Linked DNA regions of Mus musculus: region 2 is linked to region 1. A link is a loop called in an ENCODE intact Hi-C map of the cell type or tissue named here. Cell type or tissue: heart. All regions are shown on one strand. Each heading gives the region's core, and the rest is flanking DNA. Links, peaks and the distances in the headings are about the cores only.

What was found. Peaks named below come from ENCODE experiments on the same cell type or tissue, not always from the same donor. Only the 100,000 strongest peaks of a DNase experiment are listed, where the experiment ranks them.
Region 2: a loop joins it to region 1, with 3.0 times the contacts of the local background. A loop is called at or near these places in 1 of 42 quality-filtered maps.

What each region holds. Positions count from the first base shown.
Region 1 is chr3:123,502,280-123,511,431 of GRCm38, forward strand. Prss12 (protease, serine 12 neurotrypsin (motopsin)) reads left to right here. Exons shown (of 11, transcript NM_008939.2): 10 at 2,999-3,279; 11 at 3,941-4,323. The coding sequence ends at 4,248. Snhg8 (small nucleolar RNA host gene 8) reads right to left here and starts at 6,057. Exons shown (of 1, transcript NR_028574.1): 1 at 5,273-6,057. Snora24 (small nucleolar RNA, H/ACA box 24) reads right to left here and starts at 5,787; the gene lies at 5,658-5,787. It also overlaps the pseudogene Gm9369. In heart, for the core only: CTCF peaks have their summits at 4,632 (motif pointing left), 5,842 and 7,014 (motif pointing right); a DNase peak (open chromatin) is centred at 6,232; H3K4me3 peaks cover 3,169 bases; H3K27ac peaks cover 2,657 bases.
Region 2 is chr3:123,263,256-123,272,407 of GRCm38, forward strand. Sec24d (Sec24 related gene family, member D (S. cerevisiae)) reads left to right here and starts at 4,241. Exons shown (of 23, transcript NM_027135.2): 1 at 4,241-4,281; 2 at 6,339-6,498. The coding sequence starts at 6,381. In heart, for the core only: no CTCF peak of the experiment used is centred there; DNase peaks (open chromatin) are centred at 1,766, 4,056 and 4,686; H3K4me3 peaks cover 2,697 bases; H3K27ac peaks cover 2,140 bases.

The DNA.
Region 1 (9,152 bases), core at 287-8,286:
TATGGCCATTGTGGAGGTCAGTTTGGAGATTTCTAAAAAAATTAAAGATAGAACTACCATATGTCCTAACTATCTCACTCCTGGATATATATATATATATATATATATATATATATATATATATATACATATATATATCATTCAGCTCTATAGAAAATGATATAATGGAAAAATGAAATTAAAATTTGCAGGAAAATGGTCTTAGAATGCATATTAAGCAAGGTCACATATTCCAGAAAACCCCCTGTATTGGCTAGTTTTGTGTCAACTTGACACAGCTGGAGTTATCACAGAGAAAGGAGCTTCAGTTGAGGAAATGCCTCCATGAGATCCAACTGTAAGGCATTTTCTCAATTAGTGATCAAGGGGGAAAGGCCTCTTGTGGGTGGGACCATCTCTGGGCTGGTAGTCTTGGGTTCTATAAGAGAGCAGGCTGAGCAAGCCAGTAAAGAACATCCCTCCATGGCTTCTGCATCAGCTCCTGCTTTCTGACCTGCTTGAGTTCCAGTCCTGCATCCTTTGGTGATCAACAGCAGTATGGAAATGTAAGCCGAATAAACCCTTTCCTCCCCAACTTGCTTCTTGGTCATGATGTTTGTGCAGGAATAGAAACCCTGACAAAGACACCCCCCAACCCCTGCATGCTCTCCCTCACATGCAGAATCTAGCCAATAATATAGGCGTCTACATAGATGTATATGTGGGCGAGCAGAGAGGAGGACAAGAGATGCTAGATATTAGGGGATGGGGAAGGGCTACATGGACATGATGGCCTCATTATGAAACAGGATATAAATCTACTATGATTTTGTGCTAATTGGGTTTTTATTTTTGATGATAAATACAGAGATATATTCAATACTGAAAGTGTAAGGAAAGTCCAGTGTGAAACTCCACAGCTTCAGAATTGTTAATTAAATCACTGAGATGTATAATTAACTTTAATTTTGATGTGTGATTTTTTTTTTCTTTCTTTTTCTCTTTTTTTGAGATAGGGTCTATGTAGTACTGGCTGTCCTGGAATTAGCTATGTAGATTAGGCTGGCCCCAAACTCTGCCTGTGTGCCACCAACAATGGCTCTGGTGTGTAGGTTTGGTGTTTTTTTTTTTTTTTTTTTCTACATTTTTTAATAGTTTAAAAATGTAAAGATACATCTAGTGTAAAATATAAATTTTACATTTTGAAATAAATCTGTAAAGCATACTCTCTTGGCATAAGAGGAAAAAAAAACATTCCTGAAATCTATATCTATATATATAGTGATTTAACTTGAAAATAGGGAGTTGCCAGGAACCACAGGGAAGGGATATATCAGTCAATAGTTGATGGCTGCATAATTATACAAGATTGTCAGTGCTACCAGAGGGTTCAAACCTTGTCTACCACAGGAGTAATGAGGAGTAAGGAGGGATATTTTAATAAGGCAGTCAGTAGTTATTTCTGGCCTCTAGGAGGTCTCTACTAGCAAACTATTGAATATAAAGGCTTTAAACTCACATTCAAGTGGATGTTTTGGGAACAGTGGGACTTTCATGTTTATTATGGAAAAAAATGAATAAGGGAGGTTTTAAAAAGTTAATCATTTATTTACTTTACATGTGGATGGCAGCTTCCCCTCCCTCTTCTCCTCCCAGTCGTTCCTCCCACCTTCTCTTCACTCCATCTACCCTTCCTCCTCTTCTCAGAAAAGGGGAGGAAGGGTTTTTAACATTAAAATAAATTAACATTAAAAATTGCTCCCCAGAAGTTGGATGCCAGCACGAGATATGTGGATGGTTGATAAAAGGCAGGGTTAGCGTTTGGCAGGCAAAAAAGACTGTTTTGAACGACAGCGATTGTGTGCGTGGTGCATGCATGCCTGGAATATCAGCTCTGTGTAGGTGGAGGCAGAAGTGCTGGTGCAAGTCTGAGCCTACACACACTGAACTGCCTACAGAATGAGAGCCTGTCTTAAAATAACAGTACAAAATAAAATAAAACTCGGATCAACTCTGAAAGGTGTTGAAGATGTTCTGAGATCACCTAAGACTTTATTCTTTATGTAAAAATAAGATCACATCCATTCCATCAGTATGCAAACTTGCTTTCATCTTTAGTACGTGGCAAATGTATATTCCCACCAAAGAATTAGTACAAATTTAAACCAACTTAAAACTACCACAAAATGCTTGATTTTATATTATTGCATACCTGGGGGCATGTACAGCCCGGTTCTTGCTGTAAGTGGAGGTCAGGGCCAGTGGCCAAACAGCTGTAACCTTCTGCGGAAGAGGTAACCAGGTAGAGGTTGGCTAGTGTATTCTGGGTCCAGAAGTCTCACTTGGGGACCTAGGCCACCTTAGAAATATTTGTTAATTGCACAAGGCAATTAAATAGTAAACTAAATAATGTTTAAGACCGATAAAGAATGCAAAAAAAAAGGTGAATTATAATAGATTAGGCATGCTAAGACTAGGTGGTTGCAATATAAACATGAGGGGGGCTTCACGGAGGTGACATCTAAGTAAAGAACATATGGTGAGCATATGCTGACATAGCTTGCTTGCATTTGACTCTCAGTGGGTAATAATTGATGCTTCTTTCTAGGGATAAGATGGGCTGCACTAGCTCAGGGACAGAGGAGGGTTAGCCATGTTTATGACTCCATGCAGCAAAATGAACACGGCAAATCAGAACAGTGGTGGCGTGCTATACCGTGTTCCTGTTTGGTAAGCATTGCCATGCTGACGCTTTGTCGGTAATTTCCACTCACTCTCCACATTTACTGCCTCAGAAAATAGTTATCTAGACATATAGTGAAATCAGAAGACGTGCGAACAATGGGCTTCCAGGAGGGGACAGTGAGCTTGAAGGAAGAGAAATGGTAAGATGGCTAAGTTTGCTAAAGGACAGGATTTGAAACAAGATTGACTTGTTATAGTTTAACATTCCTAGCTGTTGATCATTGATTTTTCAATACCTGAAAAAAAAGCCTCACATTTGGCTCTCTCCCTTCAGGTACGGAAACAACTCGAGGAGCTATGCAGTTCGAGTTGGGGATTATCATACTCTGGTACCAGAGGAGTTTGAACAAGAAATAGGGGTTCAACAGATTGTGATTCACAGGAACTACAGGCCAGACAGAAGCGACTATGACATTGCCCTGGTTAGATTGCAAGGACCAGGGGAGCAATGTGCCAGACTAAGCACCCACGTTTTGCCAGCCTGTTTACCTCTATGGAGAGAGAGGCCACAGAAAACAGCCTCCAACTGTCACATAACAGGATGGGGAGACACAGGTAATTATAAAAACAAAGAAACAATCGAAGAAAACTTGACAGCATTTGGTCTGTTCATGTTAGGATGTGCAATGGTATGACCTTAGATCAGTGGTTCTCCATTGGTGGGTCACCTAAGACCATTGGGAAACACAGTTATAACAGTAGCAAAATTCGTTATGAGGTAACAATAAAAATAATTTTATGGTTGGGGGTCACCACCATGGGAGGAACTGTATTAAAGGATCGCAACATTAGGATTGAGAATCACGGCCTTAGGTGGGCTTAAGCTTAGATGCTTGAAGTCTGCCAAGTGTGAAATGTATACACACAGCCTACCTAGATTCACACCCTGGACTGTTGGTTTCCTACACTGTTGGTTCTAATTCCAAATTTTAGCACTAGCTGATGGAATTCAATTGCTAGGTGTACACTTATGTTTTTCCACAAATGACCTGACTAGATAAATGACACGTCATGTTTGTATGTGAAACTGTACGCAGTTTAATTCTGAAACATCCAATACTAGAGCCTTCTGCTACACAGCTAGCACCATAGCTACTTCTAAGTTAACAGCCATTTTGAAATGCCTTTGAAGGCATTATAAGACTACTAAACTGCTAAATGTGATCATTAGCTGAAATCCCATTGACTAACGCCAGCCTTCTTTTGGTCTGAGCAGGTCGTGCCTACTCAAGAACTCTACAACAAGCTGCTGTGCCTCTGTTACCCAAGAGGTTTTGTAAAGAGAGGTACAAGGGACTATTTACTGGGAGAATGCTCTGTGCTGGGAACCTCCAAGAAGACAACCGTGTGGACAGCTGCCAGGGAGACAGTGGAGGACCACTCATGTGTGAAAAGCCTGATGAGTCCTGGGTTGTGTATGGGGTGACTTCCTGGGGGTATGGATGTGGAGTCAAAGACACTCCTGGAGTTTATACCAGAGTCCCCGCCTTTGTACCTTGGATAAAAAGTGTCACCAGTCTGTAACTTATGGAAAGCTCAAGAAAATAGTAAAACAGTAACCATTCAGTCTTCATACTTGGCACCATGCCAGAAATGACAAGCCTGCGATTCCTTTGAATTTGAGAGAACCCAGTAGTTCAGGGGTACAGGTCTTATCCTTGCCTATTACAATTTTTATGTAAGGTGAAATTCTAGCAAATCTTAGTTTTAATTTTTAAATCTACAAAATTTGGGCTAGGAACCTTGATTAGGTGCCCACATTTAACCTTTTTGATCTTACCTACACTAAGACCAGCACATCATTTTCTTAAGTTCAAATCTTCACTATCAAAATCATTTCTCTAGAACAGTAGGCAGATGTCAAACTTGAATTCTGCCTTTTGAACCATGAAAAAGTACGCCATCTACTGGTACCTTCAAGTAAGTTCAGATCTCCTGAGACTAACCTGACAAATGTTTTAAAGAGGCTCTCCTTATGTACCAGAAAGCCTAACACATGAAATGGCAAGCAGTTAAGAGGCCATACAAATTACTGACCACTTGTGGAACCATGACCTTACAGCAGCCCTTTTTAAATAGGAATGAAGGCCCAGAGACATCTGGTGGGAATTTGGATCCCAATAATCTCTGTGCAGAGGAATCACCCCCTGGTTCCTAAGCTTCCCTAAATAAGGCCTATCATACTCTTGAGTGTGAGTCTCAGTACCTCAAATCCCAGACACAAAAGCCTCTAAGGTCACAAGTATCCCCTCAGCACCTGTCACAACACACCCCCTAGCTGGTGTTACATACTTGGCTTCTGGAGATTTGAAGTTGAATGGCACACACTAGAAGGCTTGGAGAGCAGCAAGCAAAAGATACTTTTCATTAAGGGCAACCGTCTGTGGCTTATTAATCACTCATGTTCCAAGCCAACATTTATCTTGCACCTTTGTAACAATCAAACCTATCTTCTTTGGAAGCCTAGTTAACCCAGTTATTTCCTGCGCAAATGTCTCCTGTATCGTTAACTCTTAATTCACACAACCTCCAGAAACAGGACACAGTCTTATTACACACCAAACATCTTTTATTTAATATAAAATATTCAATTTTCAAAAATTAAAAGCGAAGATTCCCTGTAAGTTGACCAGAGACGATCTCAACCACTACAGTACCTGCAAGAAAAAAAAAAAGGCCCATTACAGAATATCCGTGACTATACTACGGGCTGTTTACTTATGTTAATGTCAGCACAAGAGCAAACTTCACCCTAACAGTAAAGGCCCACTCACTACCCAGAACCGCGAAAACACCACAAAAATGAATCTTACCTTAACACTTCCTCCACTGTTCAACAGCAACGGGTCCCGGCGTTTCCTAGAAATATTTCAATACTAGTTTAGAAAACTGAAGTCCATTTTTCTAGCGTCGTGTAGACTCTTACAATCTTAGAATGTCACTTGCTCAAGTCAGAATCTGGTACCAATGAAATGGTGACAGCTTTGCCAATAACAAGAACATGCTCTTCCATGGCTAGGAAGGGAGACTGCCACAGGCGGCAGGTCCCAAAGATACATGGAGTTTCACAGCCCAAAAATCTAGTGTAACCCCAGAGGTGTCACTCACCATCCGACCCAGCGGTGGCGAACTTGCGTCACGCCGCCCAACACCGTATCGGCTTTACATGGTGGTCGTCGCGCTAACCTTCACGGCGCTCTTGCAGAGTTGATGGCTTTCGGCCAGCACCATAGCCACCTTGTGTCTCCCGCATCTCGGCCACTCACAAATAAGGCCCAAGATATCATCCCCACCATACAACTACATACTCGTAGGCGGATCGCAGCCAAAGAGACTTCTGAACGGTGCGCGCACGCTTTTATAGCCCGGGTGACGCTCTCCCAAGAGCCTGCGCGCGAGGGGCGGGGCTTTCCCGCCCATTCCGAGCTCTCCCGCGCCTCGTCACTTTGATTGGTGTACAGGCGGCCCGGATTCGATGCGTGCGTCACAGGAATGGGCGGGCTGTGGAGGTGGGCGGGGAAAAGCCGAGCTGAAACCACAGTTCTCGCGGTGTCAGAAGTCTCGTGGCTGAAGCTCTGGCGGTGCGCGCGTTTTCTCTTCTTGGCTGCGTTCTTCTCTGGGACCCAAAGTCTAAGGTCCCTTCGTTGCCGCCTCCCCCGGCATCACTTCCTATGGCGCCGGCCCTTTGTCCCCGAGAGCTGTTGGCGGCTCCTCTGCCCCCATCGGGGTTGATGGTTCCGCTTGCGCCCTTCCGCTTGCCCTTTTGATCTGATCTCACTTTTGCCCGACACAGCGCGCCGGAAGGTTTCTCGAACCGGGAGAACGGGAAGCCTGGGCAGTGCGAGCAGACCCGCCCGGCCCTCGGCTTTTCCGGGAGGAAGGCATATCTCACTCCCGCGTGCAGCCCGCTATGAGACAGAATAGAGGGCCTTTAGTGATGGAGTATGGAGATGACAGTTGTCGTCATGGAGAATGTTAGTTAGAAAGCTGTGATCATTACAGGCTGGGAAGGGTGCGGTTAGGGCAACACCGTGCAGGAGTCAGTAGGAACGAATTCATTGGAGACAATACTCGCATTTGAAGGACCTAGAGGGGTTCGTGAACCTCAGCTCGCTCACCCACTATCTCATTTTACTTAAAATAATCACTACTGAATTGAAAGAACTAGTTCATCATAAGGCTCAAGTAACCGCGGCGCGTTGCCCAAACATTTCATTTACATTCTGGATGGTCTTCTGAGGGTGTCCTTAAGAATGGTCTGTATTAGTCCTGAGCTGAGAAGTCCGAGATTAAGGGCCTTCCTTCTCTGGCCAGTAGATGGTAGCCTGCATCTTTCCGTGGGTTTTTCTTTTGTGCCTGTCTGCACCTGTCAGGTTTTTTATTTTACAAAATGTAGTTTTGTTTTTATGTTACTCTGCTGTTACACAGGGCATAACATTTTCATAAGGCTTTTTTGGGGACTACAGTCAATGATTAGCAAACAACTCTCTAAAGAACAATCACTGAACCAAATGGATACCCTCTCACATGTACACAAATTTGCATGGAAAAGTACTAACATTACTTTAAATTGCAATGCACTACATTTTCCATATCTTCGCAGTAATACAAAACACAGTCGCTTGTAGAACCGGTTCAGATTACTTAAATACCAAGTGTGCTGTCAGTCCTCTACTCACGTGTCTGGAAGTTACTCGTGTTTACATGAAATGAAGCTATTGATACTTTTCTACAGCAGTAACTGCACACCAGGAAGGAGGAGACAACACAAACCAAGGGATGGAGTTTCCCCAAAGCTGCAGTGTGAAAAGACTATATAAACAGTTGATCCCATACACACGAATGGGCTTTCTTGCTAGAGGAAATCCAAGTGGAATAAGGAATGGAGATGTAAAAAGGTCTTCTTGAGGGGAAGGGGGTTGGTGCCCTGGATGCCTTTAGTTTTCGGCCCCCTCTGCTGCATCACATTCTTCTGCACTGTCTGATGTCCATAATGTTAAGTTGTCTCTAAGCAACTGCATGATAAGGGTGCTGTCTTTGTAGGAGTCTTTGTTCAGTGTACCAAGCTCTGTGATAGCCTCATCAAAAGCCGTTTTAGCCAGTGTGTAGGCAAGCTCTGGATTATTAAGGATCACAGAGTAAAATACAGGAAGGTTAAGAGCCAGCCCCAGGCGGATTGGATGTGTAGGTTGCATCTCTTTCTTGCTTATATCAAATGCCTCTTGGTAGGCTCTTTGGGAATTTTCTATCATTTGTTTTCCATCATCGCCACAAGCTACTTCAGCAAGATCCTGGAAATAATCTCCATTCATTTTCAGATAGAAGACCTTACTCTCTGGATTAATTGCATTGGCTATTAAATACTTACCCAACAATTCCAGAACCGTGATGCAGATGGACCTCAGTTCCAACTCCACTTTCTCCTGACAGTCCTTGGTCAGCTGCAACTTCTTGTTGGAGGTGTCGGTCTTCTTCTCAATGCTCGAGATGACCATCCAGGCAGACCTGCGGCCCTCAACCACGTTCTTGTAGGCCACCAACAGCACGGTCTAGTAACCTCATTCCAAATACTACCATGTTCAGAGAGTAGGGGCTACGATTTCAACATAAGTTTTGGCAGCACATCATGTCTTACTGAACATTTTTAATGAACCAGACGTTAACCATTGGGCTAGGTAGCTGGAATGGAATAGTGATAGTTTATGTCCTTGTATATTCCTGTCTTTTGGCCAAACTTGTTTTGTCTGAAATGGAACTTTTAAAACCTGCCTTTGGCATGTCCTTCTGTTTGTGTTCTTTTCTGTCCTTGTTGCTCTCCCCTCACCACATCTCTTATCATCTGTGGAAGTTCTTTTCAGCTTTCAGCGTTTTGGTCAAGTGTTGTTATGAAAACCTTCATCCGTACAAGTGATTTTGATGTTTGCATTTTCTCCTGGGGAAGTGCTTGGAGGGAAGACTCCAGTGAGCACTTGTGGTCATGGCAAAGTGCTTTGAAGAGCACAGTACGTATTTCTGAAACGGAAAAAAGATTTGTTTTTAGGGTTTGAGATGTTACTTCATTTCTGAGTGCTTACCTAGCAGCACGAAGCCCTGGGACCAGCGCCCAGCAAGGCATACAGTGGGCACGGTGGCACGGGCCTGTAACCCCAGCAAGGCATACAGTGGGCACGGTGGTACGGGCCTGTAACCCCAGCAAGGCATACAGTGGGCACGGTGGCACGGGCCTGTAACCCCAGCAAGGCATACAGTGGGCACGGTGGTACGGGCCTGTAACCCCAGCAAGGCATACAGTGGGCACGGTGGCACGGGCCTGTAACCCCAGCAAGGCATACAGTGGGCACGGTGGTACGGGCCTGTAACCCCAGCAAGGCATACAGTGGGCACGGTGGCACATGATGGCACGCGCCTGTAACCCCAGCAAGGCATAC
Region 2 (9,152 bases), core at 662-8,661, 240 kb before region 1:
AAACCGTAAGTCCTCAATAAACTCCTTCTTCTCCAAGGAGCTTTGGTCACAGTGTCTTATCTCAGTAACAAAAAAGTGACTGAGACAGAATTTGGTACCAGGAAAGGGGCTTTTGCTGTGACAGACCTGCCACCTGTGTGCTGTTTGGAGAAGGACTGTGGAAGATTATAGGACTGTGGACTAGAACAGTGGTTGAATGCTATAAGCCAGGCTTAATGGAAGCCATCCTAGTACGAGCTTGGAAGACAGTGCTGCTGAGGGCCATGTGGCCTACGGAGGCCCAGATCAAGAGGTTTCAGAGAGAAACAGTATTAGCATGTAGGTTGAAGACCATCCTTGTAATATTTTGGCAGAGAATACAGCTGCTTTTTTTGTCTCTGTCCTAAAATTAAAAAATCTGCCCAGGCAAAATTGAAACAGTTTCATTTGCAGAAGAGATCTCAAGATAGCCTAATATTGATTCTGTCGTGTGGTTATTAGTAATCACTCTTGCTCATATTTACAGGGAAGGTGGAAGTAGCTCAAACACAAATACAGAATGTACAGTTTGAGGAGGAAAAGAGCGCCAGGAAGTTTAGTGTGGGAGCCACAGCTTGCGCTGACAGAATTGGAAAGGCCTGAATTGAAATGGAATAAAGGAATGGTGTCCCCAGGGAGAGGCTCTACCCAGGTAATTATGTGTCTTGTGAAAGGAAAAGGCTGGAGGGATTGTCTGCTCCTCAAAAGTAACAAGGCTCCTGTTTAAAAGCACTGACTGCCCTTCCAAAGGACCTGGGTTCAATTCCCAGCACCCACATAGCAGCTCACAACTGTCTGTAATGCCTGTTCCAAGGGATCGGACACCCTCACCCAGACATACAAGCAGGCAAAACACCAATGTACATGGAAGTGGAAATTCTGGTTGTGTCACGTGATGCAGACTCATGTGATGTTTTGCTGAGGCAAGACCCTTGGTGGACAAGTGATGTTTGGAAAGAGTATACACAGGACTTAACAGATAGTGACTGGCTGCGCAATGCTTTGCTGGTCTCCAGTCTTCACTGATCTTCACTGTGTTGAGAGAGACACGGCAGAGAACACCCAGCCTCCGGGCTGGTCCTCATCATTGCTGCTGACTTGTGCCAATTCAGCATCAGCTTGGCGGTTTCTGCTGGATCATACTTTGCTGTTCGTGTTTGGTATCCTGACACTACTGAACTGGACTGCTGGTATCCTAGCAAATGGAGATTGGAATCACCCCCAAAGAACTACTTCTAAACAGGTCCACATCCCCTTGTCCTATTTACCATCTTCTCTCCCTTACCTTTGGATGGTGGGCTAGAAGAAGGGCCAAAGTGTTTGAGAACTCTCACTAAAGTAGGTTTTAGGAAAATCCAAGCCAACAGTACATAAAGATAAATAAATCCACTAAAAATTCATTTCAAGAAGGGGCTCAGGCTCCATTCCATTCCAGGCTCCATTCCATTCCAGGCTCCATTCCATTCCAAGCTCCATTCCATTCCAGGCTCCATTCCATTCCAAGCTCCATTCCATTCCAGGCTCCATTCCAAGCAGGCAGCCAAACATGGCGGTACTGACCGTGTCGTTCTCGATTTAAAGTCATGAAGAGTGCAGGAGTAAAAGAGTTGTGGCATCTTCCCTTCTCAAAAGGTAAGGAGGCCCAGGGTGTAGCAGGGAAATCTGCATGGAGGGCCTGAAGGCCATCCCATGAAGCTGTGAAAGTGTAGTCTGGATTGCATCCAAGACCCCAGGATGCTAGAGGTGCTAGACTCACGGGATGTCTGCCAGAGACAGCTGCACACAGGGAGCAGAACCAGCCCAAAGCTCGTGGGGGCAGAGCCATCTAAGTCCTTTGACATCAGACACAGAGCTACAGGATTTATGAAGTCTGCTCTGTTGGGTTTCAGTCTTGCTCCAGTACAGTGTTTCTTCACTGTGCTCCCATCTCTCCCTTTTGGAAGGTGACGTATAATCTGTGCAATTTTACTTTGGAAGTATGTAATTTGATTTTACAGGAGGGTGTGCAATTAAGAGATTGCCTTGAGTCCCAGAAAAGAATTGGAATTCGGACTTTTAAATGGCATCGAGACTGAATGCATTTTGCATTGCGATATGACCACAAGCCTATTGGGGCCAAGAGTGTAGAATGTGGGGGCTTGAATGAGAATGGCCTCCATAGGCTTATATTTTTGAATATTTGGTCCCCAGTTAGTGGAACTGTCTGGGAATGCTTAGGAGGTCTAACCTTGTTAGTGGATGTGTGTCATTGGCAGCAGGATTTGAGGTTTCAAAAGGCCAGGGGCATTTCCTGTGCTTCTCTTTCTTCCTTGTGCTCAGGGATCGAGATGTGAGCTCCCAGATACTGTTTTAGCACCGTGCCTGCCTGCCTGCCTGCCTGCCACCATGTTCTCTGACATGATGGCTATGAGCTCTACTCCTCTGAAACTGTAAATCCTCAGTAAAAACATTCTCTAAATTGCCTTGGTCATGGTGTCTTATCTAAGGAGGTGGAGGAGGAAGAAGAGGAGGTGGAGGAGGAAAAGGAGGGGGAAGAGGAAGAGGAAGAGGAAGAGGAAGAGGAAGAGGAAGAGGAGGAGGAGGAGGAGGAGGAAGAAGAAGAAGAAGAAGAAGAAGAAGAAGAAGAAGAAGAAGAAGAAGAAGAAGAAGAAGAAGAAGAAGAAGAAGAAAGTTGCGTGGCCTAGATCACTCACCAGGGTCAGGAATGGGGGCTGTGGCTTGCTTGGGGACCCTCTATGTCTCCCTCTTTGCTTCCTGGCTACTGTGACATGAGCGGCTTTACTGTGTCAGTCCTCCTGCCTGTCACGATGCTTTGCATCTTCAGACACCTATAGCAGTTCAGCAAGATGACTTAGGACTGAAACCTTAGAGACTGAGACAATGCAAATTATTACCCTTTAAATTGGTTTCTTTTTTAGTGATAAACAGTTGACACAGTTGCCTCAAAATTCCTAATACTGTGGGTGATGGTGGCTCATGTCCTTAATCCTAGCACTTGGGAGGCAGAAGCAGGTGGATTGCTGAGTTTGAGGCCAGCCTGGTCTAGAGAGTGAGTTCCAGGACAGCAAAGGCTACAAAGAGAAACCCTGTCTCAAACAACAACAACAACATGTCTTGATAATGATAATTCTAAAAGAAGACCTGGCAGGTCTGAGAGGATCTATATTGAGCATAGATGGATTGAGCTGAGAAGACCCGCCCAGTGTGTGGGACATCATTCCCTGGACTGGCATCCTGGACTGCATAAAAAGAGCCAGACACAAGCACTGATTGCTCTCTGCTTTCCTGACTGTGCCCGCATAGTGATCAGCTGCCTCAAGCTACCGCATCAAGATGGATTACTCCCTTGAACTGTGGACCAAAATAAACATTTTCTCCTTTTAGTTGTGGTTGCCAGAGTATTTTATCACAGCAACAGGAAAAGTTACTCAGGTAGCTTTTGATTAGTCAAGCTTTAGGGAGCTTTTATTTCTGGTTCCTCAGAAGGAGGCACACAGTGAGGGCAAAATCACTAGGCTGCTTTTATTTCATAAAACTTTCATAGATTCCCCAAACTCGCAGCTCGGCTGCGGACTGAACTCATACTTTCTCTCTGATAGTGAGACATTTTTGGAGTGTGGCCTATTGGTCCTGATTTTAGGGCCAAATAGGTGTTTCTCAACTGTTTCTGTCCAAAGGTGAGCTAAAAGTTATCTACCTTTGACACAGGCCAGTTCCTGTTTGTGGGTGGGGCACACCCAGTTAAGTGGGCAAGCCCACGGAGGTCCTGCAACCCTTTGCTTCCTTGAGGACACCTCAGCTGAGCGTCTCGTTTCACACAGAACCAGGCTGTCGTGGGCCTTCCTTCCTTCTGTGGTTGTGCTGGAAGACGTCATCAAATTGTCTGTCCACGCGCCAGATTCCTCTGGCCACTGAGCACTCCCCGACACGCGTCGCTTCCAGTAAGGCGAGCGCAGCGCAGCGATTCAGTGCCACCTGTTGAACCCAGAGCGCGCCCTCCTCACCCCACCCAAGTCCCCTGCCACCGGCTCCGGAGGATCTTTGACAAATTGGAGGAGGCGGGGCCTCGCGAAGGAAAAGCTTAGAGGAAAAGACCCGGAAAGAGGCGCGAGACCGCAGTGGGAGGTGCGGCCCCGCCCCCGCCAGGGCGCGCCGCGGGAGCGAGCGGGTCCAGCACGCGCGCGCGCCCGGGCGCCTGACGTGGCACTAGCAACCCAGAGCGACTCGGCGGCGGCGGCGCGGGGCGCGGAGCGTGCAGAGCAGGTACGGCAGACGCGGGGCGCAGGGCGCAGGGAGGAGGGTGGGGAGGAAGGGGAGCCACAGGTACAGCAGGTTCGGGCTGAGGGTGCGGAGCGTCCACACGCGGCTGCACCGCGACTCCCCATCAACTTGGCTCTCTGGTTCCCGGAGGAGGAGAGGGCTGGAAATATTCCGAGGGAAAATGGCAACTACAGTGTTCAGCTCCGGGACATCATTAGAGGGAAACGCGAACTTGTCCCGGGTGACAGTGGAAGGGGAAGGGTGTCTTTGTAGAATCCGAGCGCTCGGGGTTTGGATTCGAGGCCGGTTTGTGCCAAGTGGCTCTCTGCCATGTCGCCGCTTGCAGCTGAGTCAGGTTTCTGCAACTTGGTGTACTGGGTGAGGAAGTTTGACGTGGCAGAGAAGGGTGAGGAAGCGAATTCCTCCCAGGACCAGGGAAGAGGGCTGGGCGGCTTCCAGTCCCCTGCTGTGAGCATCGCTGTCCCGCTCCCCTTCCGCAGCTGCTGCGTGGGTGCGCCGGTGCGGTCTTCTGAAGGCTCTGGGCTGCACGGGGCCAAGCGACTGCCACGTCTCTCTAGGCGCAGTGGGAGGAGGGAAAGTGTTGTCAGGAACACAGTGAACTAGAGACCTTTGTCTGCCTTTCTGTCCTCCGTTAGCAAGACAGTGACCTCATCATACTCATGGTTGCTACTCGGAAGCTGAAGGTTTAATATGAAAACAAAGCTAAATCATGGATGTTAGTCTTCACGTTTGAAATTTGCATGCCATTTCCAGAATAAAGAGATCCCACGTCTTACTTAGAAGGTATTACTAATCTTTACCTTAAACCACTACCTTAAACCGCAGCAACGAGAAAGAAAGGAGAGGTACCCAAATGCTTGATGGAGAAACTGGAAAGAAACTAGAGAATCAGGGTTTCACAACTAATATGGCTTTTGGACACTTCATTTTCTAAAACAGAAAACTGAGGCCCAAAGAACCTCTTCAGTTTACTGTGTCACAAAGCTTTGCATGGGCAGATAGGAAACAAATCATAATTCTTTTGCCAGGCTTCAGAGCACCTCCTGTCTTGTAACAAATGTTTTTTTGAAAGCCAGACATGGTGGCACACACCTTTAATCCCAGCATTGGGGAGTCAGAGGCAGGCAGATCTCTTTGAGTTCGAGGCTAGCCTGGTCTACAGAGTAAGTTCAGGACAGCAAGGACTACAAGGGAAACCTTGTCTCTGCAGAAACCAACCAACCAAATAAACAAAAGTATCTTTTAAAAACCTCTCTAGGAGATATCTGTTTTAGCAAAACATGGAAACATAAAGTGTAAAGCTAATTGGCATTTGGGCTCTGAATAGAGTCAAGATGGGACTGTTATATTTGTGATTGTTTATGACTACCCACATATGAAAGGCTTTTTTTTTAGCTCCTTAAATATAGGTGCCTATGTTCTTAGAGGTGTGACGTCATCTAAGTTAGAGAGAAGCCCTAGCATCTTGGACGGAGATGGTTGGAGCTGCCACTGGCTTGTCCCATTATGACTCACAAAGACTATCATCATGTCTATCTCAGGTTATATTTGTTGGACTATGGCTTTTCCTTGTCTTAAGTACAGATTAAGTAGACTAATTAGAAGGCACCAGGAAGATCCAGGTTGTGAAGCATCAGACTGCTTGTAATCATGGTGGTCAGTCAGTTGAACGGCATGGTGCGCTCTCAAAATGTGACCATGGAAACCAAGATGCAGAGTTGTAGGAATACTAATGAGAGACTGTTCAAAGCAATTCAGGCATCCAGGGGAAACGTGGTAGCAATTACTATTCAGATCTGTGCCTGTGAAATTTCCTGGGACCCCCGAAATGACATTACTGGATTCCTAAGAGATGTCTTAAGCCATATTCAGGGGATAATAACTATGATAAGAGTGTTGTATAAAATGAAGATTATTTCCAGAATGGACACACTTACTTTTCTTCAAGACATCTGATATGTTTCTTGATTGCGTTTCTATTTTTAGTAGCATTTGATATCTAAAATCCTCTTGCTAACTTCTCGCCTTTACTTCTGCAGGGTTATTCTGCAGTAGCTCTTCTTTGGAATGATATTTTCATCATGAGCCAACAAGGCTATGTGGCGACACCCCCTTATTCTCAGTCCCAGCCTGGAATGGGTATCTCTCCCCCTCACTACGGACACTATGGGGACCCGTCCCATGCATCCTCTCCACCAGGTAAATTATTCTTTTTACTTATATATGACTATTCAATCCTCAGGCTTAGAGACGTGGGATATCTTAGTTGGTAGTCATTGAGTGAAGCCGTGGTTTGATATAACAGCATCATTTGGAGAGCCTCGTACAGCAAAACACGCACTTATCTCACAGATCTACTTCTTCAACGTAGACTTCTTCATATCTTTCCTGTGCCTGGACCAGTGTTTTCTCTGGTTCACCTCCATGCTTCAGACATGGCATGCTCATTTATAGCAATTTGTTCTCTTTCATTGAAGCCTACATTTTACTGGTATTCCATGTTACACGTGAGCAGCAGTTATTAGAATCAACACCCAAACCTTTCATTATTACAGAACAAAAACAAACTAGCAGTGGGGGCACATGCTATAAGCTTAGCACTCAAGAGATAGAACCAGGAGGGTAAGGAGTTCAAGGCCAGCTTTGGCTAGATAGCAAGTTCAAGGCCAGCCTGGGCTATACGGGACCCTATCTCAAGGAAACAAACAAGAGCTCCAAAATCAAGACAGAAGAAGCCCTCTTTTTTAACCTAGTTCAACCCAGTCAGTGTACCAAAAGTTCACTTTTAGATTTTCTTTTAAATTTTATCTTACACGTCTGAGTTTTTGTCTGCGTATTTGTAATGTGTACCACCTGCCTGTCTCCCAAACTTGTTTTTTTTTTTTGTTTGTTTTTTGTTTTTGTTTTTTGAGACAGGGTTTCTCTGTGTAGCCCTGGCTGTCCTGGAACTCACTTTGTAGACCAGGCCTCGAACTCAGAAATCCGCCTGCCTCTGCCTCCTGAGTGCTGAGATTAAAGGCGTGCAGTCACAGTCATCTTTCCCACCTCTCCCCTCCCTCCCATTCCGTTACTCGGTTTGTTCAGTCCAACCTGTCTGTCACCCAGGTCACAAATAGTCTTTTCACCCTTAGGCTTCTGTCTGGTATGGCCTTCACCAGGCCAGTGGCTCTTGAACTGGAAGGATTTTGTGTAATGAATGAGTCATTTGGCTTAAAACCTTTAATGACCTCCCTTCGCCTCTCTTTATACAGTAAGTTCCTTAGGCCTGCATCATTTTCTCCATTTCCTTCTTTTCAGTTCACCTGCCCTATTACCCATTGCTTCACAGATACCAACTCACTGTCACTGGAGTGTGGTGCCTGATAGCACCCTGCTCTGCCAGAAAGGTGGTGCCCCTCCGTGTTGTCTCCACAGCCCTCTATCTCATACGGCTTCATCCTTTAACAGGCAGCTCTATTTCCATAGCTTACTTAAACCTTGTTCCCCTGTTTCATCCTCTTGACATTATGCTGGACTTTAAACCACCTTCCACACTGTTGTCCTAGGGGGAATGGGCTAAGTGACAGCGCTTGCCTAGCAAGCGTGGGGCTCGGGGTTCCCCTTCCCAATACCAACTCACAAACTTTTCACATACATACATACATACACACACACACCCCCACACCCTGTTTGCAATCTTTTTTGTTGGTTTTCTGAAAGACAGCCTACTTGTGACTTTTTGAAGTGTCTGCCCCGCCAGAATAGTTTCCCCACAAACTCTATCTCCATCAGCACCCACTAATTGTGCTTTTGTAATTTTTGTGTTACAGAGTAACAAATCGAACAGGTTTATGGAGTGAGCAAAGTACTTGTCATAAAACAACAGATACAATAGTCTCCATCCCTGTCCATAAATTACTTAGTTATCTCCAGGCCAATGCAATACACAACTTGACAACTGCAGTTAATGGGTAGAAAGGAAGTGGAAGGTGCCTGGGAAGCACACAGTGGCACGAGGAGAGAAATAACCAAGCTCTGAGATGGGGTCAGGGACAGAGCATCCTCTTAGAGGAAGGACCTGAAAGGCAAGTGAGAGTGGGCCAGGTCGGATGTGGCTTGCTGCTGTCCACACTCAGCATGACAGCAGTGGAAGGTGTCCTTAAGGTAATGGGGCCATATCCAGGGTGCTGCTGAAGGGACTTAAACCAGAAAGAGCTGCAGTGGAGATTAGAGGATGTGAAGAGGTTGGTGTACTGTGTCGGGCGCAGGGTTTCTAAGTCTTAGCACTCTTAATATCTGGGGCCAGCTCTTTCATATGCTCCTCTCTCTCTTTCTCTCACTCTGTGTGTGTGTGAGAGAGAGAGAGAGAGAGAGACAGAGATAGAGAGAGACACACACAGGGAGAGACAGAGATACAGAGAGAAAAAGAGAGAGATGCTCTGTGTATTTGGCAGCATCCGTGGTCTGTGTCTACCATATTCCAGTGGTACCTTCCTCTTCCTCTGGGAGTTTTAGCAAACCAAACTGTCCTCACATTTTCAAGTGTCTTCTGAGTGGCAACATCATCTGCTGCAGGAAGCAGAGAGGCCAGGCACATTACTGTTCTGGAGGTGGGTGGGGTCAGGCGTGGGTGGTGGTATGGCTGCTACCACCCCACAAGTTTATATTGGTAACCACCTGGTCAGAGCTTTGGGAGCACTGGCCGTTAGAATTCGCATATGTGACAGGAAGCTCATATTTTTTTTTTTTTGTTTTAGATGAAGATTCCCCCTGCCCCCCCCCCCCCCGACAAATGTTCTTTGATTTTTGTTTTTCTTTGTTAGAAACAGGGTCCAGTTTAAGGTCTACTTTTCTGTGATGTTGTTTTGGTCAGA